2 separate regions of the Homo sapiens genome follow, and region 2 is linked to region 1. Evidence: read pairs that join two places in POLR2A ChIA-PET (ENCODE). Cell type or tissue: Caco-2. All regions are shown on one strand. Links, peaks and the distances in the headings refer to the core of each region. The heading gives the core; the rest is flanking DNA. Region 1 overlaps MARCHF1 (membrane associated ring-CH-type finger 1). Region 2 has its middle 42 kb from the start of FSTL5.

Region 1 (8,495 bases), core at 404-8,403:
TTTGGGTTACTCAGTCAGTCATTCCTTTATAGCAATGCAAAATGGACTAACTCAGATATATTTAGTATGGCCTATGGACTCTAGCTCTTCTCTAAGATCTTTGCATTTGAAATGTAAATTCTTATTAAATCCAACAGATAACACTTCAGAAATTATCAGAACATGGAATATATTGTTCAGAGAGTGGAGTAAGAAGACGTTTAAATGGCACAACAACCAGGGAATAGACAAAGCCTAGAAAAGTTTATCATAACATATCGGCTTTCTCGAGAAATGACTGCTTTTCAGAGCTTTTCTTCTTTTTAATCAATACATTTTTTATTAAACGTTGTCTTTGTTTTCCAAAGCTGGTTCCTTAGCAACAGCTTCAAGGACTCCTTCAGTAAAAACAGCCATTTTTAGATTCGGGTCAGTAGTAAAAATTCCTGGTTTTGGTCAAGAATACCATGAATCCACACAGTTTTGGATATACTTAAAGTGAGATAAATGAGAAGATTCTAGAGCATACATTTTGGATGAATGATGTAAAGAAATTTAAATGGTTTGAGGTGTGGATTAACTTGTGAATGTCTGGATATTTCATAAATTTATGTTGAATTTTCAAACTTCTGACATTCAAACGTCATTAATCATGACATTTATTGCAGCCATTAGTGTCTCATTCAGGGCTGGCCCACATGAAAAGTAATCTGATTTCCTGATTTACTGATGAAAATCTCTTTGTTACTCAATAGGATAAATTATTTGTGCTCTGAGTGTTTCTATTTAGACACTATATTATTGTCTCATAAAACGATGTGATGGAACAGTTACTGCCAAAAACAGCATAAAATAAGCAACTGTTAGGTTTTATGTGCACACAATTAGAAAGTGATTCCATTACAAGTTAATTACAGAGATTAATTCCTATTTAGAATCTGTCACAGAGGTCAAATACATAAATTTTATTCTTAGAGTTTACCTGGAGAGATAATAATGAATTTCAAGTAATTTGTTACAAACTTTATTTTTAAAAACTTTGGGAGTGCTCAAGTGTTGTGTGCTTTGCAAAAGTAAAGCACTAATTTCAAGTCTTTCCCAGGGTATAAATGCTTCCACTAACCACAGGGATTGTACCAAAAGTCACTGCATATAAACCCCTCTTTGAGACTTGTGTGTCTGCAAATAGGTCGTTACATATAACAAGCAACGTCATTGGTTTCCTCTCATGGAGAACAGGTATTCTTTAAAAAAGCAGCAAAGTCTAATTGGAAAAAATAAATTTCAGCTGTGATTGTTCTGACCTTGCCCTACTCTGGTGGTCTTGAGCTTGGTCCTGTTTAAGCTTGGCTCTGCTCTGGGTATACCTTGACCTTGGTTCTTTTTGAGGAATAAACTGACCAGGAGTAAACAAAGTGTCGATTCTCTTCTACTCTAGACTTGGACCATTTCAACAAGACATGAAAATAGAATAGTTCATTTCTTGAAATACATTTATTTATTAAAACCACACATTTTCATAAAGAAAATATATCTGTAGACAAATAATTGTCTCCGAAAGATGTTCACGTACTAATGTCCAGAATCTAGAAATATGTTACATAGCAAAGGAGAATTAGGGTAGCAAATAGAATTATGGTTGTTAATCAGCTGGTATCCTGGACCATCTGAGTGGGCCCAAAGTAATCACAAGTGTCCTTGAATGGGAATAGGAGGGCAAAAGTGTCAGTGGTGGAGTGCTGTGATGTGAGAAAGTCTCGACTGGCCATTGCTGGCTTGGAAGATGAAAGAAAATCACAGTCAAGGACCTTTCAAAACTGGAAAAGGAAAGGAGATAGATTCTTCCTAGAGCCTCCAGAAAGAACATGATGCTGACATTTGATTTGAGCCCAAGGAGATCCACTTTGGGCTCCAGAACTCTAAGAAAATAAATGTGAATTGTTTTAAGACAATGTATGCAATAATTTGTAGTAACAGCAATAGAAACGAAGACAGTGATGAATAGGAGAGCTAAGACAGTTCTAAGGAGAAAAAACATTACAGAAGCTCCTCTATTTGAATTTTGAAAGATTGGTTGCAAGTCCATTTGTTCATTAAGTTCAAAATTACGGAAACTACCACCAGTGCCATCAGTTGAGTGGTGACAGGGGTGATATCCTTTGTTCTCAGACAGAACTTTATTCTTATCTATGAAATTTTGTAAACTGAAAGATTGAAAATAGAGGTGCTTTTTAATGTTACAAACAATAGTCCTTTGCCTGGAGCAATACTTCCTATGTTGTACTTGTCTCAGACTAAAGAAATTGTGCTCAGAATTGGGCATATTCTTTATCTCCATTTCTGAGCTTGCTATGCTCACAGGATTTGACTCTGAAAACAGCTCCATCATCTTCCCCAAGGGCTCAACCAAGCCTCTCCTATTCCACTGGAGCCACTACATGCAAAGAAGGCACTGACTGCTAGCCTAAATGCTTTTCAGGTTATTTCATGTTATGATTTTATTTAAAATAGTAAAATAAAATTAAAAGTATTTCTTTCTAACTCAGCCCACGCCCCCCCCAAAAAAATATATTGGCCAACGTCCTAATTCCCTAGCCTCTAACCACCTTAAGCTTCTACTTCATGTGTTTATAGAACTGCAGCTTTCTTGACCTTTCCAATTATTCAGTTTTTATTGACCTTTGCCCTTCACAATCTTACCAAGAATTTCTTGGTTGGGCAGCTGTTGTTAGCTTCTATAATTCTAACCATATCTATACACTCATTTATTCTATATATTTAGTGCCTACTGTTTGCCAAGCATTATTCTGAGTCCTGCAGTTGCAATATGAATAAGAATGATAAAATCCTTGCCCTTATGAAATGTTTATGTTCTAATGGAAATGGGGGACGATAGAAAATAAACAAATAAACATGTACCTACATATATACATACATAAAGGATTGTGATTTCAGGTGGTGATACTTGGTGTAAGTGAAATCAAACCATGGGAACCAGAGTGATGTAGAGGAGATTACTTTAGCTAAGATGGTATCATAATTATTCTGAATTTTTAAAATATATATTGTATTTCATCATTTCTTACTTTCTGCTGTCCCATATTTCCAGATAATTAGAAATGAGGACTAAGCTCCGATTTTTTATCTTACCCAAATTCCTACCTAAGGGGTCTAGGGAGTCATGCTCTATAAACCAGGAATTCTCATCAGATGGGTTTTATTTGATCCTATATATTGTGACATACTTTTCAATCTGACTCTGGCATAACATTATGAAACAAGGAAAAAAATATTTAACCCCAAAATACATTTCCTTGACATACCTTGAAATTGCCCTGCAAAGTCTCTTGGGGGAAAAGTCCATATTCTATAGAGAATCCCCTTCCCCCTTTGTTTTCCTTCTTTCCTTCCCAGATCCAGGAGACAATCAACTAAGAGCCAGGCACCCTTTCAAGTTCGATAAAAAACAATTTACAACCTGCTCTTCTCTAAAGTCTGCTATCTAAAAGCTTATCTGCACAATGAAACTTGGTCTCCACAATCCTTTATGTTTACCCTGAACATTCCTTTCTATCAATCCTAGGCCTTTAGACAAACTCAACCAATTGTCAACCAGAAAATGTTTAAATTTACCTATAGCCTGGAAGTCCACCCCCCACCCACCCCAGTTTGAGTCGTTCCGCCTTCCCAAACCAAACCAATGGATTTCTTAATAGTATTTTATTGATGTCTCTTGCCTTCCTAAAATATATAAAATCAAGCTGTACCCTACACTTTGGGCACATGTTCTCAGAACCTCCCGAAAGCTGTGTCATGAGCCATGATCACTCATATTTAGTGCAGAATAAATCTTTTCAAATATTTTATAGAGATTGACTCTTTTCATCAACAGAGAATATATATATATAAACTGGCATTTTAGGTGAAAATAATGATTAGATTGCATATACTAATGCACACAAACAGAAACACACAAATCTTCACTAACCATCAACCACTAAAGCAGTCACTTACACTACCTTAGATTTTACAATTCTGTTAATTTTTATTACACCTATTCTCTTTTTATCGACTTAAAAACCATCCCTACCCTTTTAAACAAGAAAACTTTGTAACACATCTTATAGAAGGAATAACTCAAACTCAAGTACCCATCCAGTGGAAAAATAACCATTGAAATAAAATCAAAATATATAAACACAAGTTGTTAAATTAAGTTTGAAATATTGAAAATTAGCCAGACTGTCACTCACACAATAGCACCTGTATAAGAATATAATAATAATTTAATAATTTAATAAAGAAAGTCCACCCACATGGGAAAAGCAATTTGGCCAACTTTGATTAAAAATGGATTAACTTTTTACAAATTAGCATTTATGAATAAATGACACTTTTATGCAAAAGCATTCTCCATAGACAAAATATGCTGATTTTATACATCATACAAACAACCAAAACTAAAAATTGAAAAGAAAAATTCATCACAGATTAAAAAGCTATCTCTTCTTGTGCATTTAAAATATAATTTGATTTTTTAAATCTAAATTTATGCTTTTAAAACAAATATGCTATTAACAAAAGTCATAAAAAACAACATGTATGATATATACATATATAACAATGTATACAAAGTATGATACACTAAAATATTAATGACTTTTCTTTGAAGTCTTAAGTTTACTGTTAATGACAGATTCAGAAATAGCTTTCTAAACTATAAACAGCCAGAGAAGTGTCATTGCTCTATTAACCTGTTCTATATTGTCTTTTCTGCCACTCAAGAGCTAGCCTAAATGTAAACTGGGTACATTGCACATATTTTGGGTTATATATGTGAAATATTTTTAAACAAATATTCTTTCAAAAGACAATAAAATTGTTTACATGTACTTCTGTGTGTTTTATGAAGTAAATATTAGCAATAATAGGCTTCATAGCTAGCTATTTAAATGTAAAAAATATCTTGCCATTTGCCATTAGGCCATTTAAAAGAAAAAGAAAAAGTTTCTAGTCATGCTGTAAAATTTGGGATGGATGCCTTGAAAATACCTAAGGTAGAATTAGATCTTTTAGAAATGGAACAAAGTCTAAAAATCATTTAGCCTCTATCCACACGTTATAGATGAGGAAACTGGTTTACAGATATGTTAAGGGTTTTGATTCAAGTAATTCAAGTAATTAGTGACATCATGTGATTAACTTCATGACCCAAACTCTGAGCCTGGGTCTTTTCCAACTTCATCATATTTTGCTGTACTCATTGTGAAACAGGAGAGTTCCCTGACCCCCACTTGCAGAACATGCAACAGGGGTGTGGCTCTCTGTTCAGCCACCACAAGCTCAAACCCCTTACGGGACGGGAAGCACGCAGATGGGCAGGTGCAGGAAATGAGGGGAGCTCTTTTGGGCTCTGGCCCCACAGCAGCATCTAAGGGTAGGAGTCTGAGACTCCCAAAGCCCAAGTGGGTGTGTGTTACAGTGCACTCTTTTAGCCTTGCCATCCATGGATGGCTTAAGGGTTAACCAGCTCAGTGGACCCTCTGCCTTTTTGCAAGGGCAGGGGACGATTGTGCCAGCTTTCTGTATCCCAAGATCTTGTCCAGCATCCCAGAAGACTCAGGTCACACACGGACTTGAAGGATGAATATGGGGGTTTTATTGAGTGGTGGAGGTGGCTCTCAGCAGGCTGGATGGGGAGCTGGACAGGGAATGGAGTGGGAAAATGATCTTCCCCTGGAGTTTGGCCATCCAGCAGCTAATTCTCCGACTGTCCCCAGCCAAACTCCTCCTAACATTCCTTTTCTTCTCATCCTCTCTGCCACACCATTCTGTTGTTTGTCTGTTCGTCTCCTCATCTGCTTCTGGAGCCTGGGGTTTGGGATTTATATGGGCATAAGATAGGGGGCATGGTGGGCCAAAAGGCAACTTTTTGGCTGCGAAAATAGAAATGCCTGTTCTTACTTGGGTCTGTGGGTATCCAGGCTTAAGGGTGGGGCCTTTGCCAGGGAACCACTCTCTTCTACCTAGTATTTCCCTGTCTCCTGTCCATATCAATTGGAAATCTCTTACCTGTTCGTTATAATTTATCAAACTAAACTTTCAAAAAAAAAAGAAATGCATTTTTAATTTTTCATATAGTTAGCATTACTCAACATTTCAAGAATACCAGTAATTTATTAAAATTCCACTAACTTTACTGAAGAGCTAATAATGTGATTTAATTTCCTGAGTTCAAAGAAAGATTTTGATGCAGCAAAATATATGTTCTCTAGTCTTGGTTCTCTACACACTTAACAGTTCTTGTTAGGGCTATGGATTTAGGAATTTCTATTAAAAGATTTTTTTCAAAGCAAGTCGAATACCACATGTTCTCACTTACAAGTGGGAGCTAAATAATGTATACATTGACATAGAGGATGGAATAATAGATGTGGAGACTTGGTGGGGGGAAGGGATGAGAAATTACTTAATGGGTATAATACCCATTAATAATACACTATTCAGGTGGTGGTTACAGACTTCACCACTATACAATGTATTCATGTAACAAAACTGAACTTGTACCCCTTAAATTGATGCAATAAATTTTTAAAGAGATTTTTGTGTAAAGCAAATCTTAGTATCCACAAGATACTAAGAGCTCCCCTCTGTTTCTCCTCATCTTACTTTCTCCCTCAAAATGATTTTCATCTTTCAGTTGTGATACAAAGTAGCATATATTAGTGGTAATAAATCATAATTTTCGGGGGAAGTATCTACTTCTGTAATGAAAAACTATCAAAAGACTTAATGGACTGTTTCAATCAGCTTTAGGTCATTAAAACCAGAGGTTTCTTCAAAGATGGTTTATAGACTATTTACTCCAGAATTACCTAGGGCTCTTGTTGAAATGGGAAATCTGGGTTCAATTGTAATCCTACTGAACTTAACTTTTAGAGGTGAGGCCCCCAGTTCTACATTTTTAACAAGAACTCCAAAAAATTTTTCTCGCACAAAACTATTGAAGTTTTTGAAGACAGTGACAGCATGTTTGTCTTAGATATTCATTGTTCATTTAAAAATGTCTAGTATATAGTCCCAAACTAGTATTTAATTAATTAAACAAAATTAACTCTGACTTCAGTAGGAAAATGGGGGAGGAATGGAGTCCATAGAGAAATGGGGAAGAGAAAACTCAAATTCTTGTGTTTTTTTAATTTTTATTTTTGGAGACAGGGTCTCACTCTGTTGCTCAGGCTGGAGTGCAGTGGCACCATCTCTGCTCACTGCAACCTCTGCCTTCTGGGCTCAAGCCATCCTCCTATCTCAGCCTCCTGTGTAGCTGGGACTACAGGCACACACCACCACATCTGGCTAATTTTTGTATTTTTTAGAGAAGGAGTTTCACCATGTTGCCCAGGTCGGTCTCAAACTCCTGAGCTCAAGCAATCCACTCACCTTGGATTACAGGCTCCCAAAGTGCTGGGATTACAGGCGTTAGTCACCATGCCCGCCCTTAATTCTTGTCATTTTATAGGAGATGAATAATGTCACATATATCCCATCCTAATTCAGGAATCCTCCAGACTATGCCCATGTATCTGTTTATAGGCCCATTTTGAGTACCTATGATATGCAAAAACTCCACCAGCTGGAGACATGCTTCTCATTTGATCTTCAAAGCATCTCACCCCATACTAGTTTTTTCAAATGAAATAATTGAGATTTGTTCATGCGTTAAAGAACTTGATTACATTCTGCACCTAAACAATGATGCTAAGACTAGACATCAATTATATTTGAACTTCAGTTTAAGTATTTTTCCTCTAACTTTGCTACTTCTCTCACTCTTATAAATTGCTTTTTGTATCTCTGATATATATGCACATTTAAATGTATTTATTTCTCCATAGATGGAAAATCTTAAGAACTATAATTTATAAATTTAAATATTTACAATATTAAAAGATATTATGGTATATATTAACATGTTCTCTTATATTAATATATATAATTCATACTTATAGTTTCAATAAACCTAAAATTAGCACATTGGAAAGTATAGTTCTTTAAACTGATGTTAAGATAACTATATTAACATCTTTACAAGACAACTTCTGAGCATAACATTATTCACGATTAAACAAAATATTTTTCCTTAAAAAATAAAAGGAGGCTTCACAGTTTGTGAAAATAATGCATATTGCTCTGTGTTCAAAAACTGTTCCTTACATCTTGTTTATTACTTTGCATATTGTATTAGTTTCCTAGGGCTACAATAACAAAACACCACAAACTGAGTAGATTAGAACAACAGAAACATGCTGTTTTGCAGTTCTGGAAGCTTGAAATCAAGATGTCAGCAGGGCCACGCTCGCTCTGAAACCTGTAGGGGAGTCCTACTTTGTCTCTGTCTAGCATCTGGGTAATTCTTGACTTGGATCTGTGCAAGTCCAGTCTCTGCCTTCATCCCGGTGTGGTGCTCTCCTTGTGTGTGTTTGTGTGTTCCCATGATCATCTTCTCAAAAAGACAC
Region 2 (8,495 bases), core at 308-8,307, 1.9 Mb before region 1:
TGTGTGATTTTCCTATTTCTCTAAACGTCAACAAAATTATGTATGCATCCTGGAAATGCTGCAGAGACCGAATTAAATGGCATAGCATCTGCATTTTAACAAGACAATCATATCAAATTAGGCAAATTATATTCTTAAAAGTCTGGTTGTCAAAATACAATCTAATATGATTTATAATATTTTTAGTTTCAAAAAATGTCCACCAAGTTTTTCTACTTTCATTAATACAGATGATTAATCTGAAGGAAATGCTGAAAACCTTATCAAAAAACCATCATGTACTAATGTGTCTTTTTCAAAATGGCTTTGCATTCTTTTCATTCATCCCATCTCCATGGTCACTACACTAATGCATGCCTTCATTACCTCCCGTTTGCATTATTGTGGTAGACCACAAGAAGTAGGACTTCATCTGCTATTTTTGCCCTCCAATACAACCGCATATGACAGCTACACTGGAGTTTCTTAAGCATTATTTTTCATATACTGTGAAAAATTTTTGGTGGCTTTGACTTAAATGTTTATTTTTTAACATGCATAAATTACATCACCTTCCTCCTGTGCAATTTCTACCAGCTCACTAATTTTCTCTTCCTGTTTATCTAGTCTGTTGGGTTTCCAATTTCAAGTAATCATTTTCATTCCTACTACAATTTAATATAGTTAGATTTGGTTATTTTTAAAATTCTCTTGTCATTTTTGATATCTATTTCCTCCTTCATAATACTTTTCATACTATCTTTCCGGTCTTTAAACATATTAAATATACATATACATTTTAAGATATATTCTACTTGTGTATTGGCTGGCTTTCATTAAAGAATGTTCATTTCCAAGTCCATCTGTGAGTTTTGCTTCATTTTGTTTTGTTTGGTGTGATCTCTATACATTTATCTGTAATAAATCTTTCAGACTTATTTTTCTTAAATATTTGGTTGTACCATAAACTTTGGATAATGTCAACCTGAGACCATTTTAAATGTCTGCCTCGTTATTTCTCTGTTAGTAGGACAGTGGCCATGAAATAAGAAATCTTTTTTTTTCCTTTTTTCTGTTTTTTTTCTTTGTTTTGTTTCGTTTTTCCATCCACCCCAAAACAAAAGAGAGACAGGCAAGTATCACCATTTTCCTATGCACTGTGGAAAATTATCTAGTGTTCTCATTTCAGGTGTAGACCTTTATTAATTATATAATATCTGATCTGTCCTCTGTTTTGAAAGTTTACCTGGCTATTTTGTGCCTTTTAAGTAAAACCTTATTAAAGCATGGCTTTAGGCCACCTGGAGACAGCAACAAATACCCATGGCAAATGGCAGTTTTCTCCCTAGATTTGTTTTGACTCCTTTCCAGCCACCACAGACTTCCATTATTTTACCAATGGCTTAGCTGTGTCATTTAGTTTAATGATTTTTTTTTAGGTTTACATTTTGAATGAATTAACTTTAGACTTACAGAAGACTGGGAAAATCATGCAGAATTTTCATGTACCCTTTTACTGACCTAACCCTAGCATTCACATCTAAAGTAACTGTAGTACAATGATCTGAACCTGGGAATTAAAATGATGCTAATTTTCCAACAAAAGCATGATTTAAATTTCACCATTTTTTTCACTGCTTTTTTTTTTTCTGTTGCAGGATTCTCTAAGGATCCCACATTCCTTATAGACTACCTCTTGCAGTCCACAGCATCCCCCAGTCTTTTCTTGTCTTTCATACTTCAAAGCTTTTGTTCAGGTAATGGACATTCCTTGATTTGGGTTTATCTGACACTTTTTCACGATTCATTGAAGGTTATGCATTTTTATAGGAATGCCATGAAAAGTATATTGTACCACCTCTGTGCATCATAATGTGGAGGGTTAAGGTGTCAGTACCTGTTGTTACTAGTGATGTTGACAGGTGACAGCGTACTGGCAGCCCTCGAAGTCCTCGCTCGCTCTCGGTGCCTCCTCGGCCTCGGTGCCCACTCTGGCTGTGCTTAAGGAGCCCTTCAGCCCGCCGCTGCACTGTGGGAGCCCCTTTCTGGGCTGGCCAAGGCGGGAGCCGGCTCCCTCAGCTTGCAGGGAGGTGTGGAGGAAGAAGCACTGGCGGGAACCGGGGTGGCGCGCGGCGCTTGCGGGCCAGCTAGAGTTCCGGGTGGGCGTGGCTTGGCGGGCCCCGCACTGGGAGCGGCCGGCCGGCGCTGCCGGCCCTGGGCATTGAGGGTCTTGGCACCCGGGCCAGCAGCTGCTGAGGGTGTGCCGGGTCCCCCAGCAGTGCTGGCCCACCGGCGCTGCACTCGACTTCTCGCCGGGCCTCAGCTGCCCCGCCGCGGGGCAGGGCTTGGGACCTGCAGCCCGCCATGCCTGAGTCTGCTACCGCCCCCCAAAGGGATCCTGGAAATGACTACTCCACTCACTGTTTCTACACTGCCTTATCTCACTTAGCCTAATATCCTCCAAGTTCATCCATGTTATCACATATGGCAGAATTGTTTATACTACATTTTCTTTATTCATTCATCTGTCAGACATTTAGGTTGCTCCTATATCCTGTCAACTGTGAAATCATTTCTTGGACATGACACCAAAAGCACAGGTAATAAATGCAATATTAGAAAGTGGGACTACATCAAACTAAACAGCTTCTGCACAGCAACAGAAATAATCAACAGGTGAAAAGGCAAGCTATGGAATGGTAGAAAATATTTACAAACAATATATTTGATAAAGGGTTAATATCCAAAATACATAAGGAAGTCCTATAAGTCAATAGCATAAAAATCCAAATAACTGATTAATGGGCAAAGGACTTGAATAGACATTTCTGTAAAAGGCATACCAATGGCCAATAGGTACATGAAAAAATGCTCAGCATCACTAATTATGAGGGAAAAGCAAATTAAATCTACAAGTGAGATATTGCTTCACATCTTTTAATTTGCATAATCTAAAAAGATAAGTTTTAGCAAGGCTGTGGAGGAATTGGAACCTTTATACATTGCTGGTGAGAATGTAAAATGGTGCATTTGCTATGGAAAACAGTATTTTTTAAAAAAAATTAAAAATAGAATTACCATATGATCAAACAATTTCACACTTGGTTTTATATCAAAAAAATAGAAATCAGGATCTTGAAGAGATATATGTAGTCCCATGTTTATTGCAGAATTATTCACAATATCCAAGCTGTGGAAACCACCTAACTGTTCATGGACGTGTTTTCTTCACATCCTTTTTTTTTCTTTTTTCTTTTTTTTATTTTATTATTATTATACTTTAAGTTTTAGGGTACATGTGCACAATGTGCAGGTTAGTTACATATGTATACATGTGCCATGCTGGTGTGCTGCACCCATTAACTCATCATTTAGCATTAGGTATGTCTCCTAATGCTATCCCTCCCCCATCCCCCCACTCCACAACAATCCCCAGAGTGTGATGTTCCCCTTCCTGTGTCCATGTGTTCTCATTGTTCAATTCCCACCTATGAGTGAGAACATGTGGTGTTTAGTTTTTTGTCCTTGCGATAGTTTACTGAGAATGATGATTTCCAATTTCATCCATGTCCCTACAAAGGACATGAACTCATCATTTTTTATGGCTGCATAGTATTCCATGGGGTATATGTGCCACATTTTCTTAATCCAGTCTATCATTGTTGGACATTTGGGTTATGGCAGCACATCCTTTTTTTTTCTTACATGGAGAGTAATAGATTATAGATTTTTCTTGTGATCTGCTCTTTTTCACTTAACAGTGTATCATGTATCCTAGAAATCACTGGATATCAGTTCACAGAAATCTTCCTCTTTCCGTTTTACAGCTGCATAATACTCCATTGTGTAAAAGTTGCATAGTTTACACAACCATTTTCCTATGAATGGGCATTTAGAATGTTTCCCATATTTTGCAATTCCAAACAGTATGCCAAAGAATAATCATGTTCATCTTCATTTTTGTAATTTTAGAGGCATATCTTCAATATATATTGCCAGAAGTGGGATTAATAGGTCAAAGGTAAATAAATAAAATATCGCTGACCATTATTAAAGTATTCTGTATAAGGTGTTTCTTTCTGGATAATAAGTAAGCCACTCGAGACAAATAAACATTTAATGTAATTCTTTAAAAAATAATACCATTTCTATTTGGAGAATTCTGCTAAACAGCTTTCAGGACAAGCTTCTCAAGTATGATAATAATAATTTTTCAACACAAAATCCTATCTATCAAAAGCATCAACCAAACAGTGATGCAGCTATTTTTATAGATGCAACAGATATCATAAAATAGATTTGTTCTTTTGATTGTGAACTAAGCAAATTCTACTCTAAAAATTAATGTGGAAACAAATGTTTTTTAGTTATTTTAAATCTAAGTGTGATTCTCATAGTTTTATGCCTTGTTAAAACCATGAAGAGTTAAAAAGGTGATGACCTCAATGTTTGGCAAGATTTTTTTTTATTTGACTCTATTTCTTTGTAGAATAGTGAAGCTATTCATCTTTTTTTCTGAAATTTGTCATTGAAAATATTTCCACCAATTTGTCCAGATGAAAAAGTCTAAGGAACAAGATTTTCAATATTCTCACTACGTATTTACTCTAGTATTTCTACTTCTCAACCCCAATTCTGTGACCATATTCTCAATTATAATGAATGATATGAAGATTCAAAAAATGTAGAATTAATATACATTAGTAGGACCTGAAGTTGACAATTTTAAAGGGGTTGTAAAAGAGAATCAATTCTCCTAAATTAGATCAAGCCTGCAGACTTCCAAAATCATACTGTAGTATTCTTAAAAAGAAGTTGCAAGTGATATTTATCATTTAATGCATGTTCGTTATTTTGAGGCAATATGGAGTGGTAGAAGAAAAATTATGACAGGCAAACATAATACAACTTCTTAAAAAGGACATGAGAACAATTGACATTGTTATAAATGTAAGGATTTCAAAATCGAGTTGAAAGTTTAGAATTACTTCTGTGAGAATCAAAAACATGTTGCTGTTTTGGGAAAGAAAAATGACTGTTGAGTGATTATTAAGTTCTAGCAAATATTACAAATATATTTTTAAATGAATAAAAAACATGGTTACATGTTTTGGGGGTTTTGTTTGTTTTCTTAGTTAGATAGCATGCTTTTATAATAGCCCTATTAAAAATAGATATGTAATTTTTATAAATGAGGTTTAGGCCAAAACAGCTATACATTTATATGATCAGAGTATTGTTAAACTGATGAATATGGGGTTAAAATGACAAAGTGTATCAAATGTTATTTAGAGAATTACTTTTTAAAATGCATACAGAAAATCTTCTGAAAAGAGTTGCTTGGTCCTACAAAAGAAGTATAGTAATATTTCAATATCAATGATTGCTTATTTTTCTGATTCATTATGAAGTATCTTGTCATTTCAGCTTTAATCTTTTTTGAAGAGAGAAATACATGATTTAGTAATAATAGATACTTAGATACCTCATGTCTTAGTCCATTTTGTGTTGCTATAATAGAATACATGTGGCTGGGTAATTTACAAAGAAAAGAAGTTTAGAAACCTACAGAGTATTCTAAATACTTTGAATATTTAGCTTAGTGTTCTACAGGCTGGGAAGTTCAAGGTCATGGCCCTAGCTTTAGCAAGGGCTTTCGTGCTGCTTCATAACATGGTGGAGAATGTCAAAGAGGAAGCAGACACATGTGAAGGGCAAACCCTGAGGAGCATCCTCACTTTAGAACAATCCACTCTCATGGGAACTAATCCTTTCCTGTAAGAACTAATCCAGTCTCACCAGAGCAAGAACTCACTCATTCTTGTGAGAACAGCATCAAGCCATTTTTGTGAGAGCTGCTCTTATGACCAAAATACCTCCCACTTGGCCTATAACCCCAACAGCACCATATTGGAAATCAAGTTTCAAAGTGAGTTTTGATGGGGACAAATTCAAACCATAGCACCTCACCTTCAATAATGGATAGAACAACTGGACAGAAATATAACAAGCAAATAGAAAACGTAAGGAACTTTATAAAAAAACTAGATTTAACAGAAATCTATGGAATAATTAACCTAGAAGCAGCAGAATACAAATTGTTCCCCAATACACATGAAACATTCTCAGAGAAAGACTAGATTGTTAGGCATTTAAAAAGCCATATTAAATGGAAAGTGTTAAATCACAGAAAGGTTATTTTCTGACCATAATTGAATTAAATTAAAATCAGTAATAGAAGTAAATTTTGGAAACTTAAAATCTATGGAAATGATATGACACTCCTATTTAATCAATAGATTTTTTAAAAATTACAAAGGATATTATGAAATACTTTTATGAGTGAAAAGTACAACATGATATACCTATAGGCTGCAGTTAAGGCAGGGGTTATAAAGGAATTTACAGCTGTAACAACCAACCTTAAGAAACTAGAAAAGGAGGAGTACACTAAACTCAAAACAAGAAGAATGAAGGAAGTAAGTTAAAAAATGAAACAGAGCAAAGAAAAATAATAAAGACAACTGACAAAACTCAAAGTTTGTGTTTTGAACAGAAAAAAAATAGCCAACTTTTAGCTGAACTAACCAAGAAAAGAAAGAAGACTTAAATTATTAAAACCAAGAATGAAAGAGAGGACATCACTGTTGACTTTACTGAAATTAAAGGGATTATAAATAAGATAAGGCTATAAACAATTGTATGCCAGTATAGTAAATAACCTAGACAAACGAAACAAATTCCTAGAAAGACACACTCCAAAACTGATTCAAGAAGAGATAAAGAATCTGAATGCAACTACAAGCAAAGAGAGTACATTAATTGAAAAAATAAAACTTCTCACAAATAAAAGTTCAGGCACAGATGACTTCACTGGTGACTTCTACCAAATGTTTAAAGACTAATATAAATCCTTAACAAACTCATGCACAAAAACAGAGAAATACAACAGAAGGGAATACTTTCCAACTCATTCCATGACACCAATTTCACCTGAATCCTTACACTGGAAAAAGACTTCACAAGAAATACAAACAACAACTAAAAACAAGTAGGCAATATAAATATAGACACAAGCATCCACAACCAAATACTAATGAACTGGATTGCATAATATAAAAGGATTATAAAAAAGGATTATATAACGTGACCAAAAAGGATTTATCCCAGTAATGCAACAGGTTTAATGTATAAAAGTTCAATCAAGGTAATACATCATACGAATAGAACAAAAGGCAAACACAACATGGTCATCTCAATAGAGTCATAAACAATCATTTGGTAAAATTCAACACCCTTTTTATGATAGAAACACTCAGTAAACTAGGAATGTAAGGGAGCTTCTTCAACCTGATAATTGTAATCTATAAAACGATAACATCTTACTTAATATGAAAGATTGAATGCATTACTATTAAAGTAAGGAATCATACAAAGATATCTGCTTTCATCATTTCTATTCAATGTTGTCCTGGTGGTGACAATATTGTCCTGGAGACATGAGCCACCATACCCAGCCCCAATTCAAACATGGGCAAATTCAAACAAGCCAATTCAAACATGGGCAAAAGGTTTAAATAGACTTTCCTCCAAAGTAGATATACAAGTAATCTTTAAGCACATGAAAAGATGCTCAATATATTTAGTCATTAGTGAAATGTAAATCAAAACTTCAACGAGGTACCACTTCACACACACTAGGATGAATTTACTAGGCAACAAGTGCTGTTGCTGCTGTGGAAAAATTTGAATCCTCATGCATGGCTGATGAGAATGTCAAGTGCACAACCGCTTTGGAAAATACATTGTCAGTTACTCAAAAAGCTAAATAAGCATTGCCATATGACCCAGAGATTCTGCCTCTAAGAACATAACCAAGAGAATTGAAAACATATGCCCAGGAAAAAATTTGACACAATTGTTCAAATCAGCATATTTATTATTTATAGTAATTGAAAGGTGGAATAAGCCAAATGTTTGTAGCTTATGAATGGTTAAACAAAATATGATATATACGAATGATAGAATAATATTTGACAATAAAAATAAATTAAGGACTAATACACTTTACAATGAGGAAGAACCTAGAAAATGTTATAAGTGAAAGAAAACAGCCATGTACAACACATATTGTGCAATTACATGGTAAATCTAGACTAGGCAAATTTATAGAGACAAAATAGATTAGTGGTTGCCAGTGGTTAGGAGAAGGAAAAAATGGACAGAGACTGCTTTTAAGTACAAGGTTTCTTTTTGGAGTAAAGAAAATGTCTAAAATTAGATGGTGATGATGGTTGCACAGCTCTGTGAATTGTACACTTTAAAAGAGTGCGTTTTCTAATATGTAAATGGTATCTCAATAAATTTATTAGAAAAAAAGAAGTTATAATCAAAGAACTGCTGACTCTGGGAAATGAAGAGGATTTGGAAAACAAAGCATATCTTAACTGCTTATGTGAATATATTTTTCAAAGAGAAGAAAAAATAAAAAGACGAATTTACTCATTTTGATCAGG

Evidence for each region. Peaks named below come from ENCODE experiments on the same cell type or tissue, not always from the same donor. Only the 100,000 strongest peaks of a DNase experiment are listed, where the experiment ranks them.
Region 2: POLR2A ChIA-PET joins it to region 1 with 12 read pairs; 2 of 35 experiments call an interaction of 5 or more read pairs at or near these places.

What each region holds. Positions count from the first base shown.
Region 1 is chr4:164,149,252-164,157,746 of GRCh38, forward strand. The region is part of intron 1 of MARCHF1 (membrane associated ring-CH-type finger 1); the gene reads right to left. Among named protein-coding and RNA genes, the nearest start is that of MARCHF1, 230 kb to the right of the region's middle. In Caco-2, for the core only: no CTCF peak of the experiment used is centred there; a DNase peak (open chromatin) is centred at 3,630.
Region 2 is chr4:162,201,512-162,210,006 of GRCh38, forward strand. No RefSeq gene overlaps it. Among named protein-coding and RNA genes, the nearest start is that of FSTL5, 42 kb to the left of the region's middle. In Caco-2, for the core only: no CTCF peak of the experiment used is centred there; no DNase peak of the experiment used is centred there.